Linked DNA regions of Homo sapiens: region 2 is linked to region 1. Evidence: chromatin loops called from intact Hi-C (ENCODE). Cell type or tissue: Calu3. All regions are shown on one strand. Each heading gives the region's core, and the rest is flanking DNA. Links, peaks and the distances in the headings are about the cores only. Region 1 overlaps DCDC2 (doublecortin domain containing 2). Region 2 holds the start of DCDC2 (doublecortin domain containing 2).

The links. Peaks named below come from ENCODE experiments on the same cell type or tissue, not always from the same donor. Only the 100,000 strongest peaks of a DNase experiment are listed, where the experiment ranks them.
Region 2: it touches region 1 in a loop (4-fold over the local background); 15 of 110 quality-filtered maps call a loop at or near these places.

The regions. Positions count from the first base shown.
Region 1 is chr6:24,275,580-24,292,223 of GRCh38, reverse strand. It overlaps DCDC2 (doublecortin domain containing 2), which reads left to right. Exons shown (of 10, transcript NM_016356.5): 5 at 1,146-1,292; 6 at 3,318-3,372; 7 at 14,013-14,175. Among named protein-coding and RNA genes, the nearest start is that of KAAG1, 73 kb to the left of the region's middle. In Calu3, for the core only: CTCF peaks have their summits at 8,014 (motif pointing right), 8,657 and 8,858 (motif pointing left); DNase peaks (open chromatin) are centred at 8,013, 8,353 and 8,823.
Region 2 is chr6:24,352,991-24,369,634 of GRCh38, reverse strand. DCDC2 (doublecortin domain containing 2) reads left to right here and starts at 11,576. Exons shown (of 10, transcript NM_016356.5): 1 at 11,576-12,177; 2 at 16,012-16,066. The coding sequence starts at 11,885. KAAG1 (kidney associated DCDC2 antisense RNA 1) reads right to left here and starts at 12,732. Exons shown (of 1, transcript NR_174942.1): 1 at 11,350-12,732. It also overlaps the pseudogene RNU6-391P. RefSeq lists enhancers at 9,340-9,429, 9,263-9,851 and a silencer at 9,570-9,719. In Calu3, for the core only: CTCF peaks have their summits at 9,587 and 9,787 (motif pointing right); DNase peaks (open chromatin) are centred at 9,544, 11,163, 11,594 and 12,114.

The sequences.
Region 1 (16,644 bases), core at 5,931-10,930:
GTCTTTCTGGTTTAGTTTTCTAATACTTATTTTCCTGTTCTTTAAAAAAATTTTTGTGGACATTTAAAATCATCTGGTAAAATTATGACTGTTCTTTTAATAAGTAACATATTAATTGTAGCTCGTAGCAGCAGTTTTACAGTAAAGGAAGGTTACTGTGAAACTGCTCGATTCTGGGAAGATATAATGTTCACTCTTGTTTTGCTTAGTAGGGACGGCAAAAAAAAAGAAAGAAGCACAAATGCTATGCAGTTCTGCATCATTAACACTGGCAATGGGTTCTTTTACCTCCTGCCCTCTCACCCCATTGTTCCTGACCCGGTTCTCTGTGTGTTTGTATGTAATATTTTGGTTGAGGGCTGTTCTTACACAGAATGTGGTCAGAAGCTTGCCAGCCTGATGAATATGCTAAGAAAATAAAATTTAAAAGTATTAACAAGGCCGGGCGCGGTGGCTCATGCCTGTAATCCCAGCACTTTGGGAGGCCGAGGCGGGCGGATCACGAGGTCAGGAGATCGAGACCATCCCGGCTAAAACGGTGAAACCCGGTCTCTACTAAAAATACAAAAAATTAGCCGGGCGTAGTGGCGGGCGCCTGTAGTCCCAGCTACTTGGGAGGCTGAGGCAGGAGAATGGCATGAACCCGGGAGGCGGAGCTTGCAGTGAGCCGAGATCCTGCCACTGCACTCCAGCCTGGGCGACAGAGCGAGACTCCGTCTCAAAAAAAAAAAAAAAAAAAAAAAAAAGTATTAACAAAATATAAATAGAAGAATCAATGTTCAATGGAAACAGAGCTTTATTTAAAGCACTGTGATCTGTACAAGTTAATTTTTCTCCTCTAAAATTTTAATATGGCAGCAATAGGGATCCTTATGCCAGATCATCAGACTCACTGGGGTGAAACCCTGTACAGCAAGATAGTCATTGTATCTGCATTATAACATTAGTATTTAGTGGAATCTGATAACTTTGAGGCATCTATAATGCAATAATGAGGATAGTAACAAATGAGCTAAATTAAGTACAGAATGTTTTTATTTACTATGTAATTTTAATTTTTTTGACATCCAGAATACTTTGTAATCTTAAGCAATTCTTTAAATGTTGGTTAAAATTCTAATTGTTGGTGTTCATATTTTCGACAGGCTTTATACTTTAGAAGGAAAACTTGTTGAGAGTGGAGCAGAGTTGGAGAATGGGCAGTTTTATGTGGCTGTTGGCAGAGATAAGTTTAAGAAACTGCCTTACAGTGAGTTACTTTTTGACAAGTCAACGATGAGAAGGCCTTTTGGGTAAGTCTTACTCCTTACCACTCCTCATGCTTTAGTTACCACTTGAAATAGCATTGGGTCTTTTGCTGACCACCATTATATTTTATGTAATTGATAATCTTATTTATTACTTAGAATGGAAAGCATATATGGTATACATTGATCTTTGTTTTTATTGCCATGATGGGAGACTGAAAGCTATTGAACAAAAATATAATTTCTGGGAAGTTATGAAAGACTACATGGTTTTTTTTTAGCATGCATGAAATTTATAAGTAAATGCAAAAATTTATTATTGTGAAGAAGATACAGGGCAATGAGCTTCTCTACAGCAAACATTATTAGAAGTTTTTGTGTCTTAATAGTTGCTAGACCAAATAACTTTTCAGTTGGTTTGGATAGAAACATCCAAGAGTGTTAAAAAACTCATAATATTTTATACTTGTTTTAATAATAACTGTAAAATATAAAAACAACATAATCCCACTTATGCAAATAGAGAGGATGGGTGTACAGTTAATTCATGTAAAATTTTAAGGATTATATTTTTAATTACAATATACCGTAAACAGTTTTTCTCCATGAAATGTCATATATTTGTGAAAGATGCTTTATTTCAGCCTAGGAGATACACTGCGGAGTCACTCAAGAAGAGCTCTGGGCCGGGCGCGGTGGCTCACGCCTGTAATCCCAGCACTCTGGGAGGCCGAGGCGGGCGGATCACGAGGTCAGGAGATCGAGACCATCCCGGCTAAAACGGTGAAACCCCGTCTCTACTAAAAATACAAAAAATTAGCCGGGCGTAGTGGCGGGCGCCTGTAGTCCCAGCTACTTGGGAGGCTGAGGCAGGAGAATGGCGTGAACCCGGGAGGCGGAGCTTGCAGTGAGCTGAGATCCCGCCACTGCACTCCAGCCTGGGCGACAGAGCGAGACTCCGTCTCAAAAAAAAAAAAAAAAAAAAAAAAAAAAAAAAAAAAAAAAGAAGAGCTCTGGCCCATGCTGCAGGATCTCTCGGCTTGCTCATGGTGCCCAGGGATCCATCTCTGTTGCTTTTCCCAGAGATTCTGTGGCCACCTTGCCATTGCAAAAAAAAATTTTTTTTGGTTGTCGTCCGCAGAAGTAGAGCAGAATATCACCAGTGTGTTTGCAATTAATTCACAATTTGTGTAACTTGATGGAGAGGCTGGCCAAGAGCTTCTAAATAAGTAATAGATGAAGTGGAATTTCAGGGGTGGTGTTTGAACTATGCAAGAGCACATGGTTTTCTAGCACCTTTGAATTATTTACCAGCTGACTTATCGCTAACCAACCTTACCCATCCATGAAATCAAATCTTTAGCCATCTTTGCTAAGCAGCCCTAGGTTAACCTGCTGTGATCAACAGTGTGTACCTGATGGTAATAAGAAAACTGTAACTCACGTTGGCCTTTCTCATACAATTAATAAGAATTTTTTTTATATATGTGTCCTTCTATTTTTGGAGAGATTCAGTTGGGTTTCAAGATGGGTCTTTTCCTAATAATACAGATATCAACAAAACAACTTATTCTTACAGCCTAAAATAATTTTTAACTTTTTGGTGAGGACGACTTGTTTAAAAACTACCTGAATGCAAATGCCAGTGTTTTACCTCTGCTCTCCTATCAGAGGTAGACATAGAAGACATCATAGAAACGAAGGAAATTTGTTTTTAACTCAGTCTGGAAAAATCATTATTCACATTTGGAAATGATTTTTTGAAATGCAAATAGGACACTTTGGGATCTGGATAAAAATGCTATACAAATTTCAGGTGATACTAAAAGTTTACTTGTAAGCATTGATTAAAATATTATACAGGAAAACATTACAAATCTTTTGGGATGGAATTTGGAAATGTTATGATCTTTGTGAAATTGGGAAAGTATGTGTTAAAGTGTATGTTATCTACCTTTTGTGAAACACAGCAGTAAACAGTTGACTTCCAGGTGGGGATGATAATTATCTTGCATTGTACATTATTTGTAAACAACATTCAGATTTCTAAATTGCAATTTGTTTCCACAGTCAGAAAGCTTCTTCACTACCTCCTATTGTAGGATCCAGAAAGTCTAAAGGGAGTGTAAGTATCAGATGCTTTCCTCGTTGATGTTCTATATTTTTATATGATACAAAGAGACTGTCCTTTGGGCTTCAATTAAGTTCCAAGAGATAAAACTTAGCCGCTTCGTGGTGTATAACCAATTATGTGAAACAGCACTAGAACTTTAATGTTACACTTATGGTCCTAAACAGAGCTAACATTTTTTAGAATATGTATTTTAAAATTTTTTCCTTGTATATACACCTGACATAATTTATATTGCACTTAAAATCTTGGCAATAATACTTTAAACTGTAAGAACCATTGTAGTAGGTCACATCAATGATCATCCAGTCTTGGTTTCTATCTTTAACGAAGACTAAAAGGGAAGTTTCGCTGAGAAAAGGGGTATAATCCTCATTAATATTCCTTGAAAAGATTGAGAATTGTTCTAGGTATTTAGTTTGCCATCTGAATCTTTTCCATTTATCATTTATTCATGGTTTGTTAATTCAGCAAACATTTATTAAATACCTACTCTGTGGGAGTAACGACAGCATTTAGTAGGTAATTTCCTAACCTTCTTGTGTTTTCAGTCTGCGCTCCCTGATGGGGTGAGCTCCATGTCATGCCAGAGCGTTGCCTTGGCAGTTCTTCCTGGCTGAGGCTTCTCTTTCTTCCCTTTTGGTTGAATTGCCCGACAAGTTGTGATCAGAACTGATTTGACATCTTCCACCCACACCCTGAATTAATTAAGCAACATTCTTATTTTGGTATTTTGTAAAGTAAATGATTTCTAGGCAATGATATTGTCTCCTAATGATTTAGATCCCTCCTTTTTTTTGGTTATATCATGTGAAATTCTTGAAAGAAAGACAAATAATTTTGTGTACATAAGTAGTGCCGAACTCAGCATAACAGATATTAAGAACTCATTAGCTGAGACTCTTATACTATTATGACAAAAATAAAATAAAAATCAATAGAGCTCTTGCCCTCAAGCAACTTACAATCTACTTGAAATAAAGAAGATAGCTTAAAAAGGCAACAAACAAGCTAATGCTAAACATCAAATATCTAGAGATTGGTGACCATGAGAGGGAGGGAAGGACTGAATGTACAATGGCAGCAGTCCACAGAGGAAGTTGAATTTGAGCTCTGCCTTTGAAACTGTTTAAAATTCAGAAAAAGGTAGATGAGGGGAGAGGACCTTCAGATCCAAGGGAGGGTGAGATGGTTGGGGCAGACGTGGGCATGCGAAGAAGCAGTCACGCTGGCTGACATTTACCGGGCCCTTGTGGGCTCAACACTATGCCAAGCTCTTTACAGTAGTGATTTATTTAACCTCACCCCACAAGGCAGGCATCTTTGTCATCTACATTTAAAAAGGAATGAAAAAAGGAAGTACACAGAGTAGAAGTGACAGGTTCAAAGGCTCCCATTGAAGGCAGAGGTTGCAGTGAGCAGAGATTGCCCCACTGCACTTCAGCCTGGGCAACAGAGTGAGACCCTGTCTCAAAAAAATGAAACAAAATAACATAAAATACAATACAATACAAACAAAGGCTCCTACTGAGCAAATGGCAGGGGAGGAGGGGAGGAATTGCATCCACACAGCCAGCTCAGAGCTCCTGCTCCCGAGCCCCGGGACAATGAGTCCCTTAGGCTGACTGGAACAGATGGTCCTTTTTGGTGTGGGGGCTGATGTGCCTGACATGGTAGGTGGTGACAGTTATTACATGACCTTGAATAGCAGAATGAAGAGTCTAGTGTTTGTCCTTGAATAGAGGGCAGCCCACAAGGGCTTCTGAGAGGTGAGAATATTAATCTGAGTCCATTTTGGGAGCATCAGATCTTTTACATGGAGGAAGACTTCACGTGGTGAGAAGCCATAGATAAGTCGATGGTTGTAAGGCAGTTGCAACTATCTTGGTATGAGGGGAAAGGAGCCTAGACTGGGGAGGTGGTAGAGGCAGCAGGAAGTGATGATTATTCTGGAAGAAACCAAGGAACAAAGGATTTGTGTGATGATTGGATACAAGGGGTTAATGGAGAAATTGGGGCCAAAGATAACTGAGGTTTTTAAGCTTGGAATTTGAGAAAATGGTAGTTCTATGGCCAAGAAGAAGGCAGCCAGGGCAAAGAATGACCTACGTAATTTCAAACATGTTGAGTTGGAAGTATCATCAGGAAACTTAGTTGAAAGTGTGCTGCAAGCAGTTGTAAATGGCAGAGCTGAGGCCTGCCAAGGACATCAGGACTGAAGCTGCAGTTGCAGGTGGTTTTTTTTTTTTTTTTGAGACAGGGTCTCACTCTGTCACCCAGGGTGGTGTACAGTGGCATGATCATGGTTTACTGTAGCCTTGACCTCCCAGGCTCAAGCGATCCTCTCACCTCAGTCTCCTGAGTAGCTGGGACTCCAGGCATGTGCCACCATGCCTGGCTAATTTTTGTGTTTTTTGTGGAGACAGAGTTTCACCTTGTTGCCCAGGCTGTTCTCAAAGTCCTGGGCTCCAGCGATCGGCCTGCCTTGGCCTCGCAAAGTGTTAGGATTACATGTGTGAGCCACCGCACCTGGCCTGAGTTGTAGATTTGAACAACCATGTAATGGTCCTAGTTGAACAGCAGACGTAGCATCACTGTGGTACTTCATCACCCAGCACAGCTTGAACAGAGCAGGTCTCACTGGTGCTGCCAAGTGAGAGAATGGATGAGGGGCTCCTAGAGGAAGATGGTGCGGTGAGAATTACAGAGGGCCCAGGCTTGAGGCAACCTAACTTCACAGGTGCGGGGTCAAAGAGGAGTGAGAAGAATATTTCAGGAGGTGAAAACAATATCAGAGCAACTATAAAGCTAAATAAAACTCATGAATTTAGGGATTGGAAATTGTATTTTGCTTTTTTTGTTTTTCTTTAGGACTTTGTAGCAGAATCCCTTCTGTGTACTGTATAGATATTAGCTTATTAATTCTCACAGTGCAGCTAGAGGAATGATTACAGAGACCGATTGTAATTGAATAAATTGATCAATAAATTGATCCCAAGTCACAGGGAAAGTCGATGTCAGGACCAAAGTCATGACCCAACTCTTTGTATTCACAGTGACTGAACTTTGGAATGATATGTTTAGTATTCTGAAATTTGAAAAACTAAAATTTTAATTAAAAATGTGTAGAGCATTTCCTGCTTTAAAATGCATGTGTAGGTACACACATGCAATTTTTATTTCTTGCTCATTTGTAAGTTTTTTAGACTGTGCTGTGAATACTGTGATACATCAATGTCATCACATCAATTCATCTGATGATTGAATTTTCCAGGTGTATGGCACAGTAGTAAGCCCCAGGGATACAGCAATGAGCGCAAAGATCTGATGCTCTCTCTGATACTCGTGGTCTACTTGAGTAGACAAAAGTGAAACAAGCGATTCCATTAATCAATGGATACTTATGAAGTATAAAAATGAAAGAAAAGTGCACAGTAATATGAAAGACAATAAAAGAAAAACACATTTAGATAGGTGTGTCAGGGGAGGCCTCATGGAGGAAGTGACGTTAAGCAAAGACTCAGTTATAAGGTATATTTGCATCCCATAGAAAGCAAAGTTGTCAAACGTAGTTCCATGCTATGACTTAGAAAAATAAAATGATAGCAGAGTTTGTCCCTCTTTCCACAGTGTTCCCGTAGCACCCTGTATTCATCCACTCCATCCGTCATCCATTCCAAACATACTCACTGAGCTCCTACTAAGTGCCAGGAACTGTAGGCACTGAGCGTATAGTGGTAGATAGATGAGGACTTAGATTTATGGTGCTTTCATTCTAGTGTGTGTGTGTGCATGTATGTGTGTGTGGGGGGGAGGGTATGGATGGGATGAATGGGAGTAGACAGACGATCAACTAGTAAACAAATGTACAAATAGTTTCAAATGGTGATAAATGCTATGGGGAAAATAAAATGTAGCAGGGCATTGATTTATATAAAATTGTCTGAAACTGAGACCTTAATGATATCTAACACAGCCAATTGTGCCAGGGATGAGGCCGGGGAAGAAGAGCATCCAAGGCAGAGGAAACAAAGTCACACAGGCCCTTGCTAAAGAGCCTGGCATGTGAGGAGGGCAGAAAGAAGGCCGTGAATGAAATCGGAGAGGCAGGCAGGGCTCAATCATATAGGCATGCAAAGAGTTTGGATTTTATTTCTTGATGGGGTGCCATTTGAGGGTTATAGGGAGGGAGTGATATAATTTGCTTCAAAAAAAATTTTTTTTTTTTTTTTTTTGAGACAGAGTCTCACTCTGTTGCCCAGGCTGGAGTGCAGTGGCATGATCTCGGCTCACTGCAACCTCTGCCCCACGGGTTCAAGCAATTCCCTGCCTCAGCCTCCCGAGTAGCTGGGATTACAGGCGCCCGCCACCATGCCTGGCTAATTTTTGTATTTTTTTTTTTAGTAGAGACGGGGTTTCACCATCTTGGCAAGGCTGGTCTTGAACTCCTGACCTCATGATCCACCTGCCTCGGCCTCTCAAAGTGTTGGGATGAGAGGCGTGAGCCACCACGCCTGGCCTGCTTTACATTTTTAAGTGCTCATTCTGGCTGTGGTATCTCTAGAGAAATGGTTTGGGGCAAGAATAGAAGCAGGAGGCAGTGGGACACGTACAGGTATGTGATATAGGTGAGTCCGCTAGGTGGCCGCAGTGGGGGCGGACATCTATTATAACTCTTCTTTGAGTATATTGTCATTGACTGATTCGCTGATCCAACAACTATTTATTGAGTTCATATGATGTCCTGGGACTGTTCTGGTGCTTCAGGGCCCAGAGATTCTGAAGTACTAAATGCACGGAGGTTACATTCCAGAAACAAATGCACAATACGTGTGATATACACCAGGGATAAACATGAATAAAAATACATGAAGACATGGGAAGAGGAAGTGAGAGAGGGTGCTATTTCAGCTGGGTGGTTGGAAAGGCCTCTTTCAGGAGGTCACGTTTGAGTAGAGGAGAATAACCCCTGGCACAGTGCCCAGTGCCTGGTAGGTTCTCACAAACTCGGCTTAGGCAGTGTGTGAATGTTTGGCATTGAGCCACACAGAACTTCCTATGCCAGTAAATCCAAAGTCACAAGCTCGATTTTTAACAGGATTAATTTACTCCTTTCCTTTAATGAATTGGTTCCCAGGAGAATGCATGCATTTTATAGATCATTAGCTGCCTGGCACTGCGAGGAGGGGTGTGAGTGAAGGGGACTGTGTGGGGAGAGCTTAGCTTCTGGCTGTAGGAACCACTGCAAAATCCATGGGGAAAGCACCCTAAATTCATGATGCAAATCAAAGGGGACACAGAACTAGAGTTTTAGAAATTTATTTTTCCCTACATGGCTTTCTAGGAATTGCTCTTTTGCATATAGAAGGGAGTGTGGATGAGGGACTGGTAGAGCTTGAGAGAGAAAGAGAGAAAGCAGCTGCCATAGTGTACACAGGGACCCCTGCTGGTGCGTAACTGAGTTGGTCAGGGAGCCTGGGGAATGCCTTGTGCAAAGCAAGACAGACCAGAAGTCATTCCTTTTATAGCCTCAGTGCTGCGGGAGTCACAGAAATTAGCATGTTGAGAAAAATTTTAAGTTGTGATTCTAGCCTTAAAAACAAAAGGAAGATGTAAATAAATTATCTTAAATTCGCTGAGCTTGAAGAATAAACCCATCTGCAGAAGGCTGTTTTCTAGTGACAAGGTGACACCATGTAGAATCATAGCACCCTCTATCGGAAAAGACGAAAAAATTAGGAAAGTATTTGAAAGTGAAAGCCAACGACTAAATGATCTTTTGTTGTCCTTATTACCATTTGGCTTATACATCTTATGGTCAGTAGTTTACAGGATCAAATATTATGATTTCTACGGTTTTGACAAAAAAATTTCGTTATTATTCAAGTATCACAATGTCACTGTGAAGCAAGTTATACACATATTAAGATGAATTCCTTATACTCCAAAACTCCATTTTGCCATGGGGGAAACTGAGGCTGGTATAGGTAAAAGGGCTTCTTACTCTTGTCATCACCAGATATGCAGATGAGAGAAATGTCAGGTGCAGTCCCCGTCTAGTCCCTACCCCCCACCCCCAGCTTATAATGTCTCTGGGTGCACCCATGAAATACATCGTGAAGGCTGCTCACTGAGGCAAACCTCTCACGAAATTATTTTAAATTTGATGTTTTTTGGTCTATATGTTTTTGGCACATTTTCATGGGGACTGGAAATGAGTTTTTATGCTAATGAAAAAAACCTGAGTTGGTTGGATCTAGTTGGAAAGAGCCTAGGGAACTGTTTAAGAAGTATCCCAATCTTGGCCAGGTGTGGTGGCTCACGCCTGTAATCCCAGCACTTTGGGATGCCAAGTGGGGAGGATCATTTGAGGTCAGGAGTTTGAGAGCAGCCTGGCCAACATGGTGAAACCCCTTCTCTACTAAAAATACAAAAATTAGCCAGGTGTGGTGGCGGGTGCCTGTAATCCCAGCTAATCAGGAGGCTGAGGCAAGAGAATCACTTGAACCTGGGAGGCGGAGGTTGCAGTGAGCCAAGATAGCACCACTGCACTCTAGCCTGGGCAGTAGGGTGAGAGTCTCAAAAAAAAACAAAACAAAAAATATCCCAATCTTGGTAGAGTGAGGGATGATTGGAGGCTGTTTTAGGCTTTTTGTTTGTTTGAGCCAGAGATTTGGTATTCCTTTTGGATATACTGATATGCATGTGAGACAAAGGGCAGGACAGTGGTTGGAGTATCTCAAGGGGTCTAGTTTTTGCATAGGACACCCTGTCAAATTAGGCTGCTTCTTGATTTCTTCCACTTTGAGAAAAAGCCATAATTTGTTACTTCTGGGATGGCTGTTTTAGGGAACCATACTATGTAATAGGAGTTTTTAGTGCTTTGGACATTAGAAAGTTTCAGTGTAGTAGAAAAATCAGACCCTTAGAAAGTTAATTTATTTATCTATAAAATGGTGATAATAATACTTATCTATAAATTTGTTAAGTATTTGTGTTAATGTATATGTAGCATGTAAGGGACACCCAGTGATATCGTTTTATTTCTGGGATAGCTGTATGAGATAGCAAAACTCCCCTATCTCTTATGCTCTGCCAATAGCAATGACTATCTATGTATTTGAGTTACAAGTCACATGTGGAAGCCTTACAGAAAGAAAAAGCTCCCTCTCTCCCTTTGTCCTTTCCCCTCTCTAACTATGTATAATTTATGTAATTGTGTAAAACAAATATATGAATTATATGTGTATATAATTTATATATATAGTGTATTATGTATTTTCACATGAACACTTTAGATGAATCAACTTTTTTCTCTTCTCCCCCTTCACCCTCCTTTTTTTTTTTTTTTTTTTTTTCTTAAAAGCATTTAGCTGGGTGCAGTGACACATGCTTGTAATCCCAGCTATTGAGGAGGCTGAGGTAGGAGGATTGCTTGAGTCCAGGAATTTGAGGCCAGCCTGGGGAACATAGCAAGAGCCTATCTTTAAAAAAAAAAAAAGCATTTCAATTATTTTAAATTTTCTAATTACAAAACAATTCTTTCCTGTCTTAGTTTAGTTTACTTTTTACTCACAAAGTTCCTGGAAAGTAGTTATTACTCAATAATTGAATGCATGAGTGTCAACTGCAAAATCTATGCATTATGTAGTGATTTGAATCAATTAGTCTTTCTTGATACTCCAAAATTACCCTTTTTCGAGTGTCTTTATCAGAAATTTGATAAATCGGAACTTTCCTGTCTATTCATAAACAAGAGTGGTGACTTAGAAAGACACGCACTCCAGAGTGGGGCTTCTGCGTCTCCCTTGTCGTGCCCCTTTGTGAGTAATGCTTTCCCCAGAGAACTGCAGAAAATGATCCTGCTGAGCTACAGGGTTTCCCATTCATTGGGTTCCATTCCAGTCCTTGCAAGTTCAACAGCATCTCAGAACATTCTAGTAAGCTTGCTAACGGCGTGTGAAAGGTTGATCTTCTCATCTAAAGCTTTTAAATTTTTAAAATCGACCATGTGCAGTGGCTCACACATGTAAATCCCAGCACTTTGGGAGGCTGAGGTGGGTGGATCACCTGAGGTCAGGAGTTCAAGATCAGCCTGGTCAACATGGTGAAACCCTGTCTCTACTAAAAATTCAAAAAAATTTACCTGGGTGTGGTGGTGTGCACCTATAATCCCAGCTACTTGGGAGGCTGAGGTAGGAGAATCTCTTGAACCTAGGTGGCGGAGGTTGCAGTGAGCCGAGATTGCACCACTTTACTCCAGCCTGGATGACAGAGTGAGATTCCATCTAAAAAAAAATAAATAAAATTTTAAAATCTTGGGATGAAAGACTCCATTGAGAATAAAAGGGACTATGAGACTTGGCTGATGCTTTTGGAACTTCTGCTATAATCGTATATTTCTTCTGCCAGACAGTTTATGGCAGAGCTTAAGTTTCTCAAGAAAGAATCCTCAAAGAAAAGAAAAAAAAAAAAAACCCCTGGTTGCAGTGACCATAATAATTAAATGGAAACTGTATGTTTAAATTGCAGTTGGAATAGGAAATTAAATTACACAAAAAGTGTTATAGATTTGGACAAGTTTTCATACTGTTAATAAACCTATGCATAATTCATTTACTTGTAGGCTATGACAAAATAGCATAAATAACTTCATTTGTAAGGCTGTGAATTTTTCCATTCCTAATTGGATGATGGCTAAATCCATTTAAATGCTTCTGGATGACTGAATATATAAATGCTTAAAATGAACAGTTATAATAGTTTTCTAGGCAGATTTGTTTATTTAATATTACTACATTTACTTTCAGACACAAGCATAGTACAGATGTTGCATAAAGATTACACTCAATACGGTGTGAGTTTGATATGATTTTTAAGAAAAATATTAACTCTCTGCTCTTGAAGACAGCATTCTAATACTTATTAAACAAACACCATACATCACGCACTGTACTAGTCACTCCATAAGCCTTATCATTGCATCCTCATGCTAGACCTAAAGGCAAGTACATTAACTCCACTCAAATGATGAGGAAACTGAGGCTTAGAGAAATTAAGAGTTAGTTAAGGCATGGTCCCTGTGTTCAGTGGCAGAGCAGTAGCTCTCAGCCATGTATCTGGGGTTTCTAAAACTTGCATTCTTTCCACTACCTGCAGCCTCTCACCACATACTCTCAGGTAAGTTTAGCACCTGAGCATCTGAGAGCCAAGGCTGCCTTAGTAAGGGAGTTTCTTGTTCTTTTTCTCTTTTTTCTTTTTGTTAGAGATGGGGTCTCACTTTGTTGCCCAGGCTGGAGTACAGTGGTGTGATCACAGCACACTGCAATCTCAAACTCATGGGTTCAAGTGATCCTCCTGTGTCAGCCTCTTGAGTAGCTGGGGCTACAGGCATGTACCAGCACGCCAGGCTGATTTTTTTAATTGTTAATTTTAGAGATGGAGGGTCCTGCTATGTTGCTTAGTCTGGCCTCAAACTCCTGACCTCCAGTGATCCTCCCACCTTTGCCCCCTAGGTAGCTGGGACTATGCTTAGGCTGGCCTCAAACTCCTGACCTCAAATGATCCTCCCACCTCTGCCTCCTAGGTAGCTGGGACTACAGGCTGGAGCTACCATGCCTGGCAAGAGGGAGTTTCTTGCTGTAGCAGTGGCTCAGTATCAGCACAGCTGTTCCTTGCAGTAGCCCCCAATGTAGTGGCTGCTATGTGGCTCCCCAGGAGCTGTACTGGGCCAGTGATAAAAGCCACCGAAACTCAACCTCCCTTTTGTGTGGAGGAGCCCACTTTTGGCAGCCACAGGGTCTTCATTGTGAGAGACACATGGGGACCAGAGATAACCATGGAAGGTGTGATCACCCAGGCTGCCTTGTGGGAGTAGGGGCAAGCAGCTGCGCAGCTCCCTCAGGAACAAGTGGGGACATGTGGTCGTGAGCCTCTTGAGTCTGTGTGTGGCTCTGGATTTGCGATTCTTAGAGACCATGGTGGTCACCAACAGACTCGTTAATATTGGAGAATTTCTACAAGCAGAGTGTATGGCTGCTTGTAGGATGACATCTATACACCCATAGCGACAACTTGTTACGAAGGTATTTGTAGATTAATTGATCACTGTAGGGGAAGTCACCATTTCTCATCCAATAGACACTGGCTGGTTCTGCAGAAAGGTGCAGGAGTGAGAGGATTGTTAAGGCAGTGGATTTACAGTGGTTTTGGAGGCAGCTGCTCTGCCCCTGACTGGCTACAGGATCTTACACAAGATTTATCCTCTAAACCCCACTTGCTGATCTCTACAGTGACGTGGTAATAGTAGTGTCTATCTCACTAGCATGAGGCTAGTGAGCTAGTAACTAGGGCTAGCATGAGGATTGAGTGAATACAATTTTATAGAATACCTGGTACATATTAAGAACCCAATGATTGTTAGCTATTATTTTTATCCTCCTTCCTCTCCTAGACCCTTTTGCCTCCAGGAAGATACATTTGGAGTTAATGTATAAAGATAGACAGTTGCAGAACCAGGACAATACACCTCCCTGCCCCTGCCCTGCTTACCAGTAGTTAATGACATGTATTTACTGGGAATGTTTTTGAGAGTTCATTAGCTAATAATAAGGGTCTAATACTTTGCCATTTAGGGAAATGATCGCCACTCTAAGTCAACAGTTGGATCCAGTGACAACTCATCTCCTCAGCCCCTGAAGAGGAAAGGGAAAAAAGAAGACGTGAATTCAGAAAAACTGACGAAATTGAAACAAAATGTAAAATTAAAGAATTCACAAGAAACCATTCCAAATAGTGGTAAGTGTGTTATTATTATCTTAAGGCTGTGATACAATTTTAATTCTTAAATAGATCCATTGTTTCTCTGGGCCCACAGAAGATATTCCTTATTTTCATATATGAGAGTTTTCAAAGAAAATTGTATTTGTATATGAGAGATGCTGCTGTTTTTATGCTTGGTTTTTATTTGTAATTAGATGTTGTGCCATGAGGACACTTATTTTGAGATCAAATATATTTTGTGGTAGTCTTATTTTAAAAGTATGTTTTTTTCATCCTCTGCTCCCACTGATATTGCTTGATTAATATTTTTACCTACAACTACTATGATATTGGTCTCTTATTTGTGTGTCTGTAACCCTTGCCCACATTCATTATGATTTATTAGTCAAAGATCATCTTTACTGAAAAGTCATTTTGTTAATTATACTGATAACCAAGAGAACACTAAATAGACATAACATTTTATCAGTAAACAATAACCTATTCAGCAAAATTAGATGTAGTTTCATCTTGCACTAGCAGGTGAGAGATGGTATAAAATAAAAATAAAAAATTGCATTAGTCCAAGATTTCACTGGTATGAGATAAAAGTGTGGTAGACTAAGGAAGTATGTAATGAAAATTGTTAACTTTGATGTTAGGGTTTTGTAAGAGGGGCGACTTTTGGTTTTATTCCCAGTGTGTTCTCAGAGTGGAGTGACGCTGGGGTGGGAATGGCTGGCTGGGAAGCAGACCAGTGGAATGACTCCTGCTCCTCTTGCCCTGAGATCCCCTCACACACCCCACCCCACCACACCCCACCCGTGGGACTGTGAGGGGTTCCAGGAAGAGGACTGATGGGATCAGGTTTCAGATTAATGGGCAAAGCCTTACCTTCCACCTGGGAGCTCCAGCTTATTTCAAAGTCGATATGAAGAGTTACATTAGAATTAGAGCTAATATGAGCTTCACAGCTGAGGAGACAGTTTGAACTCCTGTGAGAGTTTAGAGGAAGCTGCACAAATGATTAAAGAGTCAGAACAAAGACACGTGAGGCTAGGTTAAAAGAACAGGCGAAATGGGTGAACCAGTTGCACAGAGAAGTGGAGGGGTCTAAATCATCAAAGACCTAAATGATCGAGACTAGCTGGAAGTCAGGAGTCCTAGATTCTCGTCCCAGCTCTGCCATTGACCTTGGGCAGCTCATTTAACTTTTTTTTTTTCTTTAGCTCTATTATCTATCTGAAAAATGTGGGTTCTTATGAAGATTTCTTTTTAAAGTTTTGATTATCTTGAAATTTGTACAGTCCTTTCCCGTGAGTAGCAAACAAGGAGGCTAGGGTGAAATACAGTCAACAAATATTTACCGAGTGCCTATTGTGTGACAAGAATCAAAGAAAAGAAATTAGCCCTAAGAACATACCCTACCTTGAACACTAAAAATAAGAGAGGCTTTAAAAAATTAATAGATACTAGATTGTGAGGCCCCCAAAGCCTTGGGCTATGTCCTACTAGTTTTTTCTTATTTCCAACAACTGGCACAGGTCTGAGGCACTTAATAATTATGTTGAGTGAATGAATGATGGAAGTTTAAAAATAGTTAATTCTGTAATACTTTAATACCCATCATGAAACAGGATCCACCTTAAACTTTTCATTTTTTTTTTTTTGTTAAAAGCCTTTTATAAGATGTTATTTGCTTCTTTTCTGTGAGGTTCTTGTTAGCCTATGAAAATCCCAATCCTTACTTCCAGTATATTTTTAAAAAGTCTTTAAATTAAGTAGTTGTCACCTGGAAGAAAGAGAATGATCATCTTTTCAGGTTATCTCATTTGTAAAAACTTGAGAACACAAGAGGCTGTATTAACATATCCCTTGTTCATAGGAAAGTAACCTTCATTAAAAAGTTGAATTATTGGCTGGTACAGTGGCTCACGCTTGTGATCCCAGCACTTTGAGAGGCCAAGGTGGGTAGTCGGATTGCTTGAGTTTGAGACCAGCCTGGGCAACATAGCCAAAACCCGTTTCTACAAAACAAATAAAAAAAATTAGTGGGGCACAGTGGCATGCACCTGTAGTCCTAGCTACTTGAGAGGCTAAGGTGGGAGGAACACTTGAGCCCAGGCGGCTGAGGCTGCAGTGAGCCATGATCGTGTCACTGCACTCCAGCCTGGGTGACAGAATTAGACCCTGCCTAAAAAAAAAAAAAAAAAAAAAATTGAATTATTGGCATTTTTGCTTTTGTAGAAATTCACAGTAGTTTTTAACAACATTTGTGTTGGTGGGCATGAAGATAAAAAAAAGTGTTTATTATTGAAGCAAATAGTATTTTGAAAAGAAAAGGTATAAGCCTTCCTGTTCTTTTATTTTTTTCTTTAGAGAATTTTGCAGTTGTTTTAGACAGTAGCCCATTTTAAGTCTATATTTTCCAATGTGGTTTTATAATGTGCAGATTATAGGTTTTAAATTGCTGGATCTCATTGTTACAGGAAACGCTGCTGGTGT
Region 2 (16,644 bases), core at 7,327-12,326, 76 kb before region 1:
CACTCAGTATGTCTATTTTTTTTTTTGAGACGGAGTCCCGCTCTGTCACCCAGGCTGAGTGCAGCGGCGCGATCTCGGCTCACTGCAACCTCCACCTCCCAGGTTCAAGCGATTCTCTTGCCTCAGCCTCCTGAGTAGCTGGGATTACAGGTGTGCACCACCATGCATGGCTAATTTTTTGTACTTTTAGTAAAGACGGGGTATCACCATGTTGGCCAGGCTGGTCTTGAGCTCCTGACCTCAGGTGATCTGCCTGCCTCAGCCTCTCAAAGTGCTGGGATTACAGGCATAAGCCACTGAGCCCGGGCTCAGAATGTCTATTTTTTAAAACAATGGTTACCCTATACATTTTAACATGCATACATAACAATATCACAAGTTATTATATTTATCTTACTCCACAAAAACAAACAAAAGGGGCTTATAATGCTTACATTTTGATTACTCTTTTCCCCATTTATTTCTGTTATTCTCTTTTTGGTTTTTTTTTTTTTTTTTTTTGAGACAGAGTCTTACTCTTTCTCCCAGGCTGGAGTGCAGTGGCATGATCTTGGCTCACTGCAACCTCCACCTCCCGGGTTCAAGCAATTCTCCTGCCTCAGCCTACTGAGTAGCTGGGATTACAGGCACGCGCCACTGCACCCAGCTAATTTTTGTATTTTTAGTAGAGACGGGGTTTCGCCATGTTGGCCAAGCTTGTCTTGAACTCTTGACTTCAAATGATCCGCCCGCCTCAGCCTCCCAAAATCTTGGGATTACAGCCACGCCTGGCTTACATTCTATTATTTTCTAGTATTCTAGTTCTATATGAATCATACATTCCACAATCAGACAGTGTCATTATTGTTTCCTGTAGTCATTTAAAATATTTATCACATAGTTACCAGTGTCTTCATTCACCATTCCTTCTTGCCCCTCAGACTATCATTCGTCAATTTTTTTTTTTTCTGTCTGAGCCAAGTTCTTAAAATTTCCTTTAATGAACTTCTGTTGGTGGTAAACGCTCTCATTTTGTACTCATTCTTTAGAAAGATAATTTTGCCAGGCACAAATTCCATATTGACAACTATTTTCAAAACACATTGAAGATCTTAGTCCACTGTTTTCTGGTTTGTAATGTTCCTTTTGAGAAATCAGTCATTAATTGAATTGTCTTTTCTTTGTGGGTAATACGTGTTTTCCCACTAATTTCTTTTGATTTTTTGTTATGTGCCTATTTTGTATCGCAGAATCACTACGATATCCTAAGGTGGTTATTCTTTGTTTTTTTTTCTTCTTAAGATTCATTTGACTCCCTGAATATGAATATTTGAACCTTTCAATAATTACAGAAAACTTTAGTTAATGCCTCTGCTTCATTCTCTTTGTGTCTCCTTCTGGAATTTTGATTAAAGATATAGTAAATAGTCTTACTTTAGCTCCTAACCCTTCTTTCATATTTTTCATCTATTCTCTCTCTGTCCTGTCTTCTGGATAACTTATTTGTTATTTTTTTCTTTTTTTTTAACTGAAGTCCAGAAATGAGATGCAAGGATAACTTATCTGAATATACTGTTTTAGTTTAATAATTCTCTCTTTGGATGTGACTAATCTGCTATTTAAAGTCTTCATTGAGTTTTAAATTTTAATTATGTTTTTCAATTCTAGAGATTCTGCTTCACAATTTTTTAAAAAAACCTTTGGTCATTTTAAAAGTCTTTTGTTCTTATACTTTCAATCGCTTTTTTTCTTTAAATATAGTAAACATAATTATTTTACATTCTGCCTGTGATAATTCCTGTATCTGAAATTTTTGTAGGTCTGATTCTTCTGTCTCTTGTTCCTTCAGATTCCCATTTATCATTTGTTTTCTTATAAGTTTTAGGTTTTTTTACTGTATATTCATGTTTCTTGGAACATTATATATGGAGATTATCTGTAAATTGAGTAGAAGCTGTGTTCCTCCAGAGAGAATTTGTGTTGGTTTCTGTCAGCCATCTGAGAACAATTCCAATCCAGGATCACTTTACATTTAATTCTTTGCCTCACATTTTGTAGATCACAAAGACAGAGTTAATTAGGTTCCATAACTATCTAGGGGTCAACTGATGTAATTATGAAGCATCAGGATGAAATTCTGTGATCCCTTCCTCCCACCTCGGCCTTTAGCACAAATGGGAAAATAAGCATATCTTCTTGCCGTAATTGCTCTGCAAAGAGGGCTAATTTCTTATTCACCATTACATTTATGGTCTAACTCTTTGAGGTTCCATATTTGCATGGGGAACTTCTCTCTGAATCTTCACCTTGGGAGGCCCTAGGCCTATCTCTTGTGTCTCTGTCCCTGTGTAGCCATCAAAATAACAGTTCCAGGTCACCAGGGCATGGGCAGGTATACTTAAAGCTGATTTTAGTGCTTGCTTACTTCCCAGGATTTCTGTTATTACCCAAGTTTTGGCTTTTCTGAATTCTTTTCATTCTTGCCGAATTGGCAATGCATTTAAAAAGGTTTAGACATTTAGCCAGGCATGGTGTCTCATGGCTGTAATTCCAGCACTTTGAGAGGCCAAGATGGGGGGATTGCTTGAGACCAGGAGTTCAAGACCAGCCTGGGCAACACAGAGAGACCCCCATCCCTCCACAACATTTAAAAAAATTAGCCGGTTGTAGTGGTGCACACCTGTAATCCTAGCTACTAAGGAGGCTGGGGCAGGAGGATTGCTTAAGCCTAGAAGTTGCAGTGAGCTATGATCATGCCACAACCTGGGTGACAGAGGGAGGCCCTGTTTCTAAAGAAAAAAAAAAAGATTTAGATTTTATAAAAAAAGATCCAGCATTTTGGATTGCTTTAGAAGGAGAGTGATCCAAGATATTTAGCTCACCATGTTGTCAGAAATGAAAGTCTACCAATATTCTCTTTAAAAAGCACTAAGGGCAGAAACCACATATGAGCATATATACTCCATAATGGTTTCTAATACAACACTGGACACATCACAGCAGCTGTTCAACGCTCCTCAAGGTGCATCCCTTCTTCCTGCATGTCCACACCACCCTTCATGCTCAGATTAATTCATTTAACAAACATTTATTAAACACTTAATGTTTACCATGATACTAACTGCTAGAAGACCCATGGAAGATACCTTCTTCTATAGCACAGAGAAAATAGAAGCTCTTGGTTTGAGTTTTCCCAACTTTCCTTCATCTCGGCCTCTAAACTTGCTACTTTATAGGGGTTTGCAGGTCTCATTCTAGTAAACTGAAAGTTTTTTCACTGCTATCAAATCCGTCAACATAAAATTGTATATGTTTTTCAGAGAAATAAAATTGTAACTTGGAGAAATACGGTATTTGGTTTATGTAGAATTTGAAGATAAACAACTATGGTTTTCTTCAGAATTCACTTTATGGTTTTCTTCAGGATCCACTTATGATTTTATATAAAATAAAGTTTAATGTTTCTGGTTTTAGGAGATTGTTTCTACTCATCTCACATTCTAAGTGGAAATAAAGAAAGTAGTAAATGATTACTTCTGGCTGGGAGAAGTGGCTTACACCTATAATCCAAGCACTTTGGGAGGCTGAAGCAGGATGATCACCTGAGGTCAGGAGTTTGAGACCAGCCTGGCCAACATGGTGAAAGCCCGTCTCTACTAAAAATACAAAAATTAGCCAGGCTTGGTGGCGTGCACCTGTCATCCCAGCTACTCGGGAGGCTGAGGTGGAAGAATTGCTTGAACCCAGGAGGCGGAGGTTGCAGTGAGCCGAGATCACGCCACTGCTTTCCAGCCTGGGTGACAGAGTGAGACTCTCCGTCTCAAAACAACAACAACAACAACAAAAACAACAACAACAATCTATTACTTTTTATTATTCTTTTCTTTTTTTTCTTTTGGAAAAAAATTTGGAATGCTTCATTTATTTGCATGTCATCCTTACACAGGAACTTATGCTAATCTTATCTGTATCATTCCAGTTTTAGTATATGTGCTGCTAAAGCAAGCCTTTTTATTGTTCTTAACTCGTTAGTTACATGGCAATGTATGGAACAAGCATTTTTAGGCTGGATGTGGTGGCTTACGCCTGTAATCCCAGCATTTTGGGAGGCCGAGGCAGGTGGATCACCTGAGGTCAGGAGTTTGAGACCAGCTTGGCCAACATGGTGAAACCCTGTCTCTACTAAAAATACAAAAATTAGATTGGCATGGTGCCAGGCACCTGTAATCCCAGCTACTCAGGAAGCTGAGGCAGGAGAACTGCTTGAACCCGAGAGGCAGAGGTTGCAGTAAGCCGAGATCATGCCGTTGCACTCCAACCTGGGTGACGAGCAAATCTCTGTTCCAAAACAAACAAACAAAGCTCTAAACCTAGGTGAGGCAATGAGGATGAGCAGTAGAGGAAGGATTAAGGTATGTTAGGCAAATGGAAGCTACAGGATTTGGTTCTGGATAGGAGTTAAGGATGATACCCCTTATAGTCAATATTGGCCAATGAGTTAGCCAGTTAATATAGCCAACTGGGGTAGGCCACCTAGCACGTGGATTTGAAGGAGAGGTTAGCCATTACCAGAACTAATTGAATTCACCTGACAAGAGGCTTGTCAGAGAGTCACCGTTACCCATGTGTAGGTCCAAGAAACAGTCTCAAGGCCCTCAAGTTCCTGTTCTTTTTGAGGCTAAGATGTGAAAACCAATTGTAAAGGTGACACTTTTTAAGGAAAAACTAGCAGAATATGTCTCACATTTAATACATATCTCTGTTGCCTTGAAAGGATATTAAAACTCAATACTGGCTAAGAGAGCTTGGTTTCCTGTGTAGGTGCACACCTCTGCACGTGGCTGTGCATTTTCTGTGGAAGCTAAGCAATTAGTCTTAGAATCTCTTCGGTTGTCAAGGACTGTACTTTTTTTTTTTTTGCTGATCTGAAAATATGTTTCCTTCTACAGGAGCATTTTCCAGTTTTTGAAGTTTTAGGTTAATTTTTAAACTTAATATATTTTCCTTTTGTTTATGCATTCATGAAATAATTATTTAATACTTACTATGTTCCAGCCTCTGTGCTAGGTACTAGTAAGACATTGATGAATAAAATGAACACAATCCTTTTCCTTAGGGAATTTATACATATAAACATTTAACTCTACAAAGATTAAACATGTAATTATATAAAGCTTTACAATTAAACATATAATTATATGAAGATTTGTAATTACGTAGCCAGGCATGGTGACTTGTACCTGTAGTCCTACCTACTTGGGAGGCTGAGGTGGGAGGATCACCTGAGCCTATGAGGTCAAGGCTGCAGTATGTTATGCTCATGCCTTTGAGTAACCACTGCTCTCCAGCCTGGGCAACATAGTGAGATCCCATCTTTTAAAAATAAATAAACATTTAAAAATTTATACTTATAATTGATAAAACCTATAGAGAAAAAATATGTAATATGTTGGGGGTTTATCCTGATCTGGGGAGTGGGGTAGAGAAGATTTCCTGGGGAACTGACATTTAAGTTGGAACTTGATCTATAGAGGGAGTTGGAAGGAGCCAAATAAATAGGAATGGGGGGATAAGGGGCTGTAAAGTACATCCAAAGGGATTTTAAAGGAAGCGATGGTACAAGTCTTCACTTTGGAGAGCCATAGGAAGATTTGCGTGAGAAGAGATGGAAACTAAAGCAACAAGAGTAGTATATTTATGGCTTTGTCATCAAAGTTGATGATATTGGATTTCACTGTAAGAGAAATGATAAGGATTTGAAGAATTTTAAGCTGGAAAGTGAAATGGATAGATCTGTGTTTTCAGCGACCTTTCAGGATGACTGTTCTGTGGAGAATGGATAATAGGGAAGCAAACTGGAGACAGGGTTACCTCTTAGGGGATGATGATGCCTTGAATTCAAAATGTGGAAATGGGTTTGGAGATAAGTGGATGGATTTAAAAAATATTTGAGAGATAGAATTGATAGAACTTGGTGATTAGTTGAAGAGCCCTTATAAACCTAGGGTGCAATGTGGTCTGGTTTTAGCACAGTATTACATCAAAATAAATATTGCTTAAGCAGAAATATATAATTGAAAGCATTTCAGAGATCTAGGCTCTTGAGGAAACAGCAAATGCCTTGTTGGTATTATTATTTTTCTTTTTGATTTTTTGAGACAGGGTCTTATTCTGTTACCCAGGCTGCAGTGTAACGGCATGAGCATGGCTCACTGCAGCCTCAACTTCCCAGGCTCTGATGATTCTCCCACCTCAGTCTCCTGAGTAGCTGGGACTACAGGAGCATGCCACTATGCCCTGATAATTTTTTTAGTTTTTTGTTTTTTTAGAGATGGGGTTTTGCCATGTTGGCCAGGCTGGTCTCAAACTGCTGGGCTCAAGCAATCCACCTGCCTCAGCATCTCAAAGTGCTGGGATTACAGGCTTGAGCCACCGTGCCCTGCTGGTGGTATTATTTTTAATGCACAGCAACACTTCTTTAAGAATCTTCTTTGGCCATCTCTCTCATTCTCAATGCCTTTCATATACTTAGGAAGAAGCTAAAATACAAAAACTCTCCCCTCCTTTCCTATGTGTGTTCTCAAACATTCCCTTGCATCCATCTGAAGCTCCTCATTCCTTAGCATTCCGCTCCTCATTCTACCTCAGCTCTTCGTGATCAGGGTTTATCTAACCTTTCTGGCTTCTTAAAGCCTTCTCACTTTGCTCAGTGTTCGGACTTTGCACAAGAGAGAAGAGCTCCAAAACCAATTCAGCAAGCATCTGGAGCAGGGAGAGAGATTGCAAATATCTGACTGTTTTTGTTGTTCCTCTGCCACAGTTAAATGTGTTCTGTGAAGAAGAGAAATGTATATGTTCTAGCTTTGAGCAAATGAGTAGATGAGGGTCCATTTGTGGAGACAGGAAACATAGGAAAAGTGATTTTGAGGAAAACTTGAGATCCCGTGAACGTTTCGAGTCTAGGCTGCCTTTTAGATGGTCTAGAGAAGCTGTCAGGAGAATTGTGTGCCTGGAACTGCCTTGTTCTGGCGTGTGAGGCAACTGTTAAATTCTCAGGAATTGTAAACATGGGCATTGTTAAAAAGTAATTTTATAAATATACGATTAAATAAAAAATAATTGTATAAATATACAATTAAATAAAAAATAATTGTATAAATATACAATTAAATAAAAAAATTGTATAAATATACAATTAAATAAAAAATAATTGTATAAATATACAATTAAATAAAAAATAATTGTATAAATATACAATTAAATAAAAAATAATTGTATAAACATACAATTAAATAAAAAATAATTGTATCAACATACAATTAAATAAAAAATAATTGTATCAACATACAATTAAATAAAAAATAATTGTATAAACATACAATTAAATAAAAAATAATTGTATAAATATACAATTAAATAAAAATTGTATAAATATGCAATTAAATAAAAAATAATTGTATAAATATACAATTAAATAAATTACATTGAAAACAAAGATAATAAATACTCAAAACTCATCTCCATCTACATTTTACTACTATCTGTGCTCTTAAAGTTACACAAGTCTGCTGTGCCTGCATGGTGGAAATACCATACAATGACTTGCTACTGCACATTTCATGGCTTCAGTGATGTTAGACTGGCATCTGGAAATTGGCCATATTTGGAGTAAACTACAGAGATTGGCAAATGCTATGAATTAAGGCCTTCTCTTCCCTCCTAAAAGCCAGCAGTTAAACACTTATCACCACATCATATCCAAGAGACATCTGGATAAATGAATCTAAGCTCAGGAGACACATCCGGGTTGGAGATACCGCAGTGGGAGGCATAGACTTGATGCGGGCAGCTTCATGGGCTGGCGTCAGGGTCCCCACATCAAGAAGGACCCCATGATTGGTTTAATGCTCTGCTGTTGCTAACATAAAATTCTTAATTTTTGAATAAGAGGCCACATTTTCATTTTACACTGGGCTAATATAGATGATAGGGAATTTTAGGTTGTTTGGGGAGGGGGCTACTTAATTGATTGCCTTCCATTTCCACATAACAAGTATTCTGTCTTACTCACCTATGTGGTAGCACATTTTCACAGGTATTTTCCCCATCCATCCCTCAACCTGTGCATTCTCCACAAGCAGCTCACAAAATTTCCCTTGTCTATTTCCTCCCTGTATTGTTCTCTTTGGCCTTCTTTTGAAATTTGTTAACTTTTTTTTTTTTTAACTTTCATTTTAGGTTCAGGGGTACATGTGCAGATTTGTTATATAGGTAACTCGTGTCACGGAGGTTTGTTGTACAGATTATTTCATCACCCAGGTACTAAGCCTGATACTCAACAGTTATTTTTTCTGCTCCTCTCCCTCCTCCCACGCTCCACCCTCAAGTAGGCCCCAGTATCTGTTGTTCCCTTCTTTGTGTCCGTGAGTTCTCCTCATTTAACTCCTACTTATATGTGAGAACATGCGGGTATTTGGTTTTTTGTTCCTGCGTTTGAAAACTGTTAACTTTCAAAGCATTAATGTATTACATGGCTTTAATAAAAATATTTCTTCAGAACAGAAATCTCGAAGGAAAAAAAAAGTTTCTCTCCAGATTGCAATGTCCCACACATTCATCTTTCACAGTGATATGACTGGTTATGGAGCTTGTGGAATAAGACAGAACTGGGTTTGAACTCTCTCTCTCTCTTTCGTTTTCTAATCCTTAGAATGGGTTTGAATTCCTGTGTGTGTGACCTGAGGTAAATGTCTTTGATTTCTCTACCCTTCAGTTTCCTCATCTGAGGAAAGAATAATATTTACCTCTGAAGGTTATTGTGAATATTAGATAATCTACATAAAGTGCCTTACATAATGCCTGGTCCATGGTTATAGTGTTCAATTAATGGCAGTTCTTTTTATTCGTACATGATGAGTTAGGAACACCCAGTAATTTGGACATGACACATGGTAGAAAAGTCTTAGGAGGAATGAAGGAAACACTGGCAGAGATGAGCTGCAAAATTTCAACTCTTTAAACATTTTCCTGGTGCCACAATATGTATGTCCCAGACTGGACTGGACAAAGCGACTCTTTACTGGGGCTGTTACTATTCTCACAACTCCTCTCCCTGTTATTCCTCAGACAGAGCTAACAATCTACACAAATAGCACAGATGTGGGCTCTTGGACAGCCAGTCAGACATTTAGCCTTCTTGCGGCAGTGAAAAAATCCTTTCCCTGGCGTAAAGCTTGGCACAGGGTAGGCACTCAAAATTTTGTAGGTTTTCCTTTTCACCGCCGTGGCCCCAACTAGCACAGGGCCTTGCACACAGCAGGCGTCCATTTACTGAATGAGCGCATGATGAATGAGCGCATGATCATGTCACCTGTTTCTCCCTCTTCCTCCAAACCCCTGTTCTTCCGCCTCTGCCCCACGCAGCCAGCATATCCCAAGGAGCCAGGCGCAAGCCAGGCCTGGTTCACTGACTCGCTCCCCGCGCGAGGCTGCGGTTGCTATGGAAACAGCGGGAAATAACAACTCCGTTCCCCTTGGGTGAGAGAGGCCCGCAGAGGTAACAGCAGCTGGAGGAACAGCGTGAGCGGCGCGCAGCCGCCGCAGAGTTCACCACTGTGCCACCCGAGCCGCACCGCCCCGCCCCCGCGCGGCCGGCGCCCGAGCTCCCCTCCCCTCTCCAGCACGCGAGTGTCGGTAGGTACTACGGCGGAGGGCACCTCCTGGGCCCGCCTCCCCAACCAGGGCCCCGCTTGCGCGCTGCCTGCTGTCTTCACGTGATGCGCACCCGAGCTTCGCCGCCAGGCGGCGCTGATCATCGGGGAGGGGGTTAGGGGTCCTAGACACGCGAGTCTTCGCTCTGTTTCTCATTCATTCATTCATTCACTTAAATGTTATTTTTCCCTTCCTTCCTTCCCTCCCTCCTTCCGGGATGGGGTCTTGCTGTGCTGCTCAGGTTGGTCTCAAACTCCCGGGCTCAAGTGAGCCTCCTGCCTCAGTTTCCCAAAGTGCTGGGGTTACAGGCATGAGTCACGGTACCCGGATTCTCTCTTTCTCTCTCTGAATATATATAATATATATAAAATATATATATAAAAATATATAATATATATAAAATATATAAAAAATATATATAAAATATATATAATATATAAAATATATATAATATATTATATATAAAATATATATTATATAGTATATATAAATATATATACTATATAGTATATATAAATATATATAATATATAATATATAAAATATATATAATATATAATATATAAAATATATATAATATATAATATACATAAAATATATATAATATATAATATATATAAAAATATAAAATATATAATATATATAAAAAATATAAAATATATAATATATATAAAATATAAAATATATATTATATATAATATATAAAATATATAAAATATATAAAATATATAATATATAAAATATATATAATATATAAAATATATAAAATATATATAAAATATATAAAATATATAAAATATATAATATATATAAAATATATAATATATATAATATATAATATATAAAATATATAATATATAAAAATATATGATATATAATATATATGATATATAAAATATATAATATATATAAAATATAAAATATAAAATATATAATATATAAAATATATAATATATAATATATAATGTATAAAATATATAATATATAATATATAATATATAATATATAAAATATATAATATATAATATATATAATATATAATATATTATATATATAAATATATATAATACATATATATTATATATATTATATATAATATATAAATATATATATAAATATAATATATATATTTATATATAATATATAAAATATATATTTTATATATTATATATAAAAATATATAATATATAAATAAATAAATAAAATATATATAAAATAAAATATATAAAATATATATATAAAAAAAATATATATTTTATTTTCTAAGACAGGGTCTTGCTGTGTCGCCCAGGCTGGAGTGCAGTGGCAAAATCATAGGTTACTGCAGCCTCGACCTCCTGGGCTCAAACAATCCTCCCGCCTCAGCCTCCGAGATAGCTGGGTCCACAGGCGAATACCCTGCCCACCTACTTTTTTTTTTTTTTTTTTTTTTTAATTGTAGAGACCGGGTCAGGCTGGTCTCAAACTCCTTGCCTCAGGGGATCACAGGCGCGTTATAGAGACGGGGGCTTTCCCTGTGTTTCCCAGGCTGGTCTAGAACTCCTGGTCTTAGGCAGCCCTCCCGCCTGGGCCCCTCAAAGTACTGGAATTTGCAGGCGTAAGCCACCGCATCTGGCTTTGCACATTTATCTTCCAGCAAAGAAAAACCTGGGCAACTACATCCAGGAACTTAATTGCTTTAATTTGGGAGCAAGCAGGAGATTGAGGGGTAAAGGTGCAAGAAGAGAGAAAAGAAAAATTAGGCTGTTTGGAAAGGGTAGCACAGATATGATGTAAGAAATTGGGTTTCACCATATTTGTGTGTGTGTGTGTGTGTGCGTCCTCCTCTCTCCTGCCCTCACTAGGCGTGCCTGTTTGAAGGCCCCGCGCGTTTCCGGCTCCTGCTCAGAAGCTGTCCACCTTGATTCTGCCCGTAGCAGGTGAACCTGGTGTGGTGCGCGCACTGCGGGTCCTGATTGGCTGTGCACGCCACGGTGAAAAACTTGAGCGTCTACTCCGAGTCCTGCAAGCTCCTAGTGTCTCCTCTGGGTGGACGCCTAGGCGCACGGCCGTTACTTCTCTTTCACCTGTGGATTCGTCAGTTTCTCGTTCGTTTCAGGAGGCGATCCCGCGCCCTGGGTGCGGTGAGGCCGCTGGGACAGCGGAGGTGCCTCCCGACGCGAAGCAGCGAGCTGAGGCGGCGGCCAGCGGGGAAGATGAGCGGCAGCAGCGCCAGGTCCAGCCACCTGTCTCAGCCCGTCGTGAAGAGCGTGCTTGTGTACCGCAACGGGGACCCCTTCTACGCGGGGCGCCGCGTCGTCATCCATGAGAAGAAGGTGTCCAGCTTCGAAGTCTTCCTGAAGGAGGTGACCGGCGGCGTTCAGGCACCCTTTGGGGCCGTCAGGAACATCTACACCCCGCGGACTGGCCACCGAATCCGGAAGCTAGACCAGATCCAGAGCGGGGGCAATTACGTGGCTGGAGGCCAGGAAGCCTTCAAGAAACTCAAGTGAGTCGGTCTCCCCCACCGCCCACCCATTTAGGTGCCCTATAGTGTGGGGTTGATATGAAGAAATGCAGATCCCTACCCCCCCACACCTCAGTGGTTGAGGGGCTGTGACTTCTCGGTGTGATTGATGCCCCTCAAAACTCTCGTTGCAGTTGGGGGGTAGAGGTTGACACTGTGACTGGAGAAGGAATTTCACTTGGGTCAGCAGTAGGAGTAAACTTAAAATCTGTGTATAAACAACAGGAATCTTAAAGAAAATAAAAAGGTATCCTTGCAAAGGTTAGTGACCAAACTGATACTTTTGCGTTTTCTGTTCAGTTTTTTCTTTCCTTTTCCTTATTTTTTTTCCTTGGAAATCCATCCTTTTAATTTAAATAAACATTCTTAAAAATCACTTCCAAGTGTTGGACACTATATTGTCACCAGAGGAGAAAATTGCTCTGCATTTCCCGTACTGTTTAAATTATTTCAACCTTTCATTCCAAGTAGAATTGACAACACTCACTTTTGTGACCCTGCTCCCACCCCCTGCATGTTTATGCTGTTAGCATAATGCAGGAAGAGTTTACTGGCTGACTGTATTTGTCGACTGTCTGTCTCCAGCAACGTGATTAGACCTTCAAGGGCAGGGGTCCTTATTCCCAGCTCTTGAGCTCACTCATAGTGAGTGTTCAGTGAATTAAGAAACCGTCAGTTCAGGGAACAAAGATGAGCAAGGCATGATTCCTTGTCTTTAGGAGCTTTCAGTCTAACTGGACTACCTGCACACTAACAATTTTAATGCAAGCTACAAAGGGATATGTGCATAGAAAAATAAAGTTATGTGGGAATTGTGAGTTGAGAGTTGGTTGGGGTGGTCATTATAGGACAGGTAGAATTTTACATTCCATTTTTTTTTTACAGCTTTATTGAGATAGATTTCTCATGGCATGAAGTCCAACCATTTCATTGGCTTTCAGTGTATTCAGAGTTGTGCAACCATCACCACCAACTAATTGTAGTTCATTTCCACCCCTCCCGCCAAAACATTTGTACCTCCCAGTTTCCTCTGTCCCCTGTCATCTGGAAACCACTAATCTATTTTCTGAATCTATGGATTTGTCTATTCTGGACATATCATATAAATGGAATCATACGGTATATGGTCTTTATGTCTGGCTTATTTCACTTACTGTAACATTTTCAAGGTTCATCCATGTTGTATCATACATCAATACTTCATTCTTTTTATTGTTGAATAACATTCCATGATTTGGGTATATTACCTTTTATATCCATGCTTATCCATTTATCAGTTTGATGTATATTTGGGTTGTTTCACATTTTAACTATTATGAATAATGCATCTATGAATATTTGTGTACAAGTTTTCATTTCTCTTTGGTGTATACCTAAGAGTGAAATTGCTGGATCACATGGTAACTCTGTATTCCATAGTTTAATAGAACATTTTAATTGAAATTCATCTTGGGCCCCAGGATAGAAAAAAGCCTTGACCATAAATCTAAGCTTATGAATTCATAAGCATTATTGGATTCTTAATAATTAAAATTCAAATAAAGTCTTATAACTACATAGAAATATTTTTCAAAATATCACTAAAATTCTTGAATGTAATCCTTCTTCTCCTATATTTGTTTAAATTGAGTTCTAGGTATTCTATTATACTTTTTGTTACGTCAGACATTCTTTTCATGGAAAGTGAGGGATATATTTGGATTTATTTTTCCCTCCCCTGAAGCTTCTTAAGCATGCTTTGTTAAACTTCGTAAAAAAGGGCTAAATGAAATTGCATGCTTAAAGGAAACTTAAAACCAGGAGACTGAAGACTGAGTTGCTCATCAGCTCTGTGTCCTTGGGCAAGTCGCTTGACTCAGCTAATCAGTTTCTTAATACAGAAAAGGTGCATAATCATTTGTACCACACAGGGCTGTGATAAAAAGTAAATGCTATAGATGTGTGTTTTGTAAACACCAAAGTGTTACATAAATATAAGACACCTCTATGACCAGTTCCTTTTGTTACATACTTTATTTTTTATTAAATATTTCCGTCTAAAGCAATTTCGTGGAAATGAAAGTCTGGTTCAGAATCTCTGAACGGCTGAAAATTGTAGACTCACTTTTATAGTTCATGTTCTTTTGTTTATTTGATCCTACCAACTCACAAGATTAAAAAAAAAAGGTACAGTTCCACACCAAATAAAAAAGTGTACTCAAGTCTCTCTAAGAGATTTGCATGTTATTTTTGCTTTCAGTTCATACACAAAAAACTGAATTTGTTATAACAGTGTCCATGGTTAGGTTTCCATGCTGACAGATGACTATTTTATTTGTGTTAAAGAAGTAGTATCTACGGTTATAATGATAGAAGCCAAGAATACTTGAATGTTGAATATATTTGAAACTTAGCACTTATAAGTTTATGTAAAGAATGGAGAAACTGTCAGAACAAAAGAAAGCCCAAACGATATTGAGGACAATTCGTGGGCTTTCATTTAGACCCTAAATGTTGGGAAAGACAGCAACATCTTTTTCAAATGGAACTGATCAAATCGCTGCTTGAATTGCTTTCACTTAGATTTTTCTAATATTTTTGAAACGATAACTAAACATCAGGTAGCTATTAAACCCTTATTTATTTCAAATGTGAGACCATACATTCACAACCTTTATTTTACAGCAGAGGATTCTAGAGAGTATTTCCCCCAAAACTTTCCCTGTGCATTGTTGGAAGTTGACTCTGCAGCATTAATCTTGTGGATCTGAAACCACTTTCCTGCACATGACAGAATATTTTGGTATTATTTCAAAACTCAGCCCCTGCAGGTCCACAAAAGACCCATTTTATTGCTAAGACGGAGTGTTTGCACTGTTTTAAAAATATGACTACTTTTATATAGGGGCATTGTATGACAATTTCCAGAGATATGAATTAACTAAAGTATTTTATCCAAAAAGGCAAACAGCAACAATAAAAACATTTCAATAGCCAAAATTAATTCTAACATAAGCTTTTTTTGGGACAAGTTGGCAATTGTAGTAGTTGGGGTAAAGGATTGATCTATCATTATAAATTATATGTTAGATTTATACTTTTTAATATTAAAATGTTTATTTAGCACATTTTATGTATGAAGCACAGTTTAGGGACCATTTAAAACTGGAACCACATCACAGTGATATTACACGTGAAGTTGACAAAGGTATACAGTTTTCAGGTTGTGCTTATGTAACAGCTAAAGAATGATCACTGTTAGTATCTAGAGCAAATAGTAATGGAATAATAGGGGTCTCCAGAGGTTAACTAGTCCACCCATCTGTTTCTTAGCTGAACCAATTACCAAAGTCATCCCACATGAGTGAGTGTTTTTGTATCATTAAGGTGCTCTCATAGAGACAATAATTTCTCAGCCTTTCCCAGTTGTTACCCTAATGCACGCTATCAGTACTTCCTTTGACCTAAAGCCTGTATTTAATGGAACAGTTAAGCAGCTTTGCACATAAGCCACTCTTTTAAAAAATCAAATCTGTAAGAATATAGTGTATATAGTAAGCAGCTAACTATTAAGAGGGAAAAATGTTCTCTAATAGATGTATGTATTTCTAAGACTTTCCTTCTCTTGAAGTTTAGGGTAGACATATGTCAGCTCTGGTTGGTGACACTGCAAACAGTTTTTACTATTGTAATTGCTTTTCATTAGTAGCTATTTGTTTTTGCTTTAAGGTTGAGAATTTCCTATGAGTTGCTTTATTTTTTTATGATTTTTAAAAATAAATTACTGACTTAAAGTCTATAAAAGCAACTCTTATTGTTTGTTTGTTTTTTCCTCAGTTACTTGGACATAGGAGAAATCAAGAAAAGACCAATGGAAGTTGTTAATACAGAGGTAATGCAAATATTATTTTGAAAATTCAAATAAATAACGGTGCCATTTGTTTCTTATGGTGTGTCTTAGAGATTTGGACGGCATTCTACTTTGATGAGTTCTCTAATGTAAAGAAATGGAACATTATATGTTTTAAGGCAAAGATAATTCTTTCTTTGAATCATTGTCAGAAATGAAAAGACTGAGTAGATGTTCTAAGATGTGCAGGATATGTCAAGATTAGACAAAACATATTTTTCTCTTTTCTAGCTACATGTTCTCTGATTGAAATCCATGGGAAGGTTCCCTGTCAAGTGAGAAGATTCTGAGCGTTGTTAAATAAATCTTTACCAAAGCTACATCCTCATCCTAATGTGCCTCTGATAACTCAGTGTTTGATGTAGCCAGGGTCACCCTAACTGCCCCTGAGGCTTTCAAAGGAGATGAGTAGATGTCACGTTGGACACTTTGTGATGTCAGGAAAACACCTGTGTTTTAGCTTCTATCGAAGTACGAGTTAAGCATAGTTCGTGAAAGCTTATGTGAAGGTTGGAAAAGGAGCTTGTGAAATATTCACAATACCGCATTCCACGTAGCTT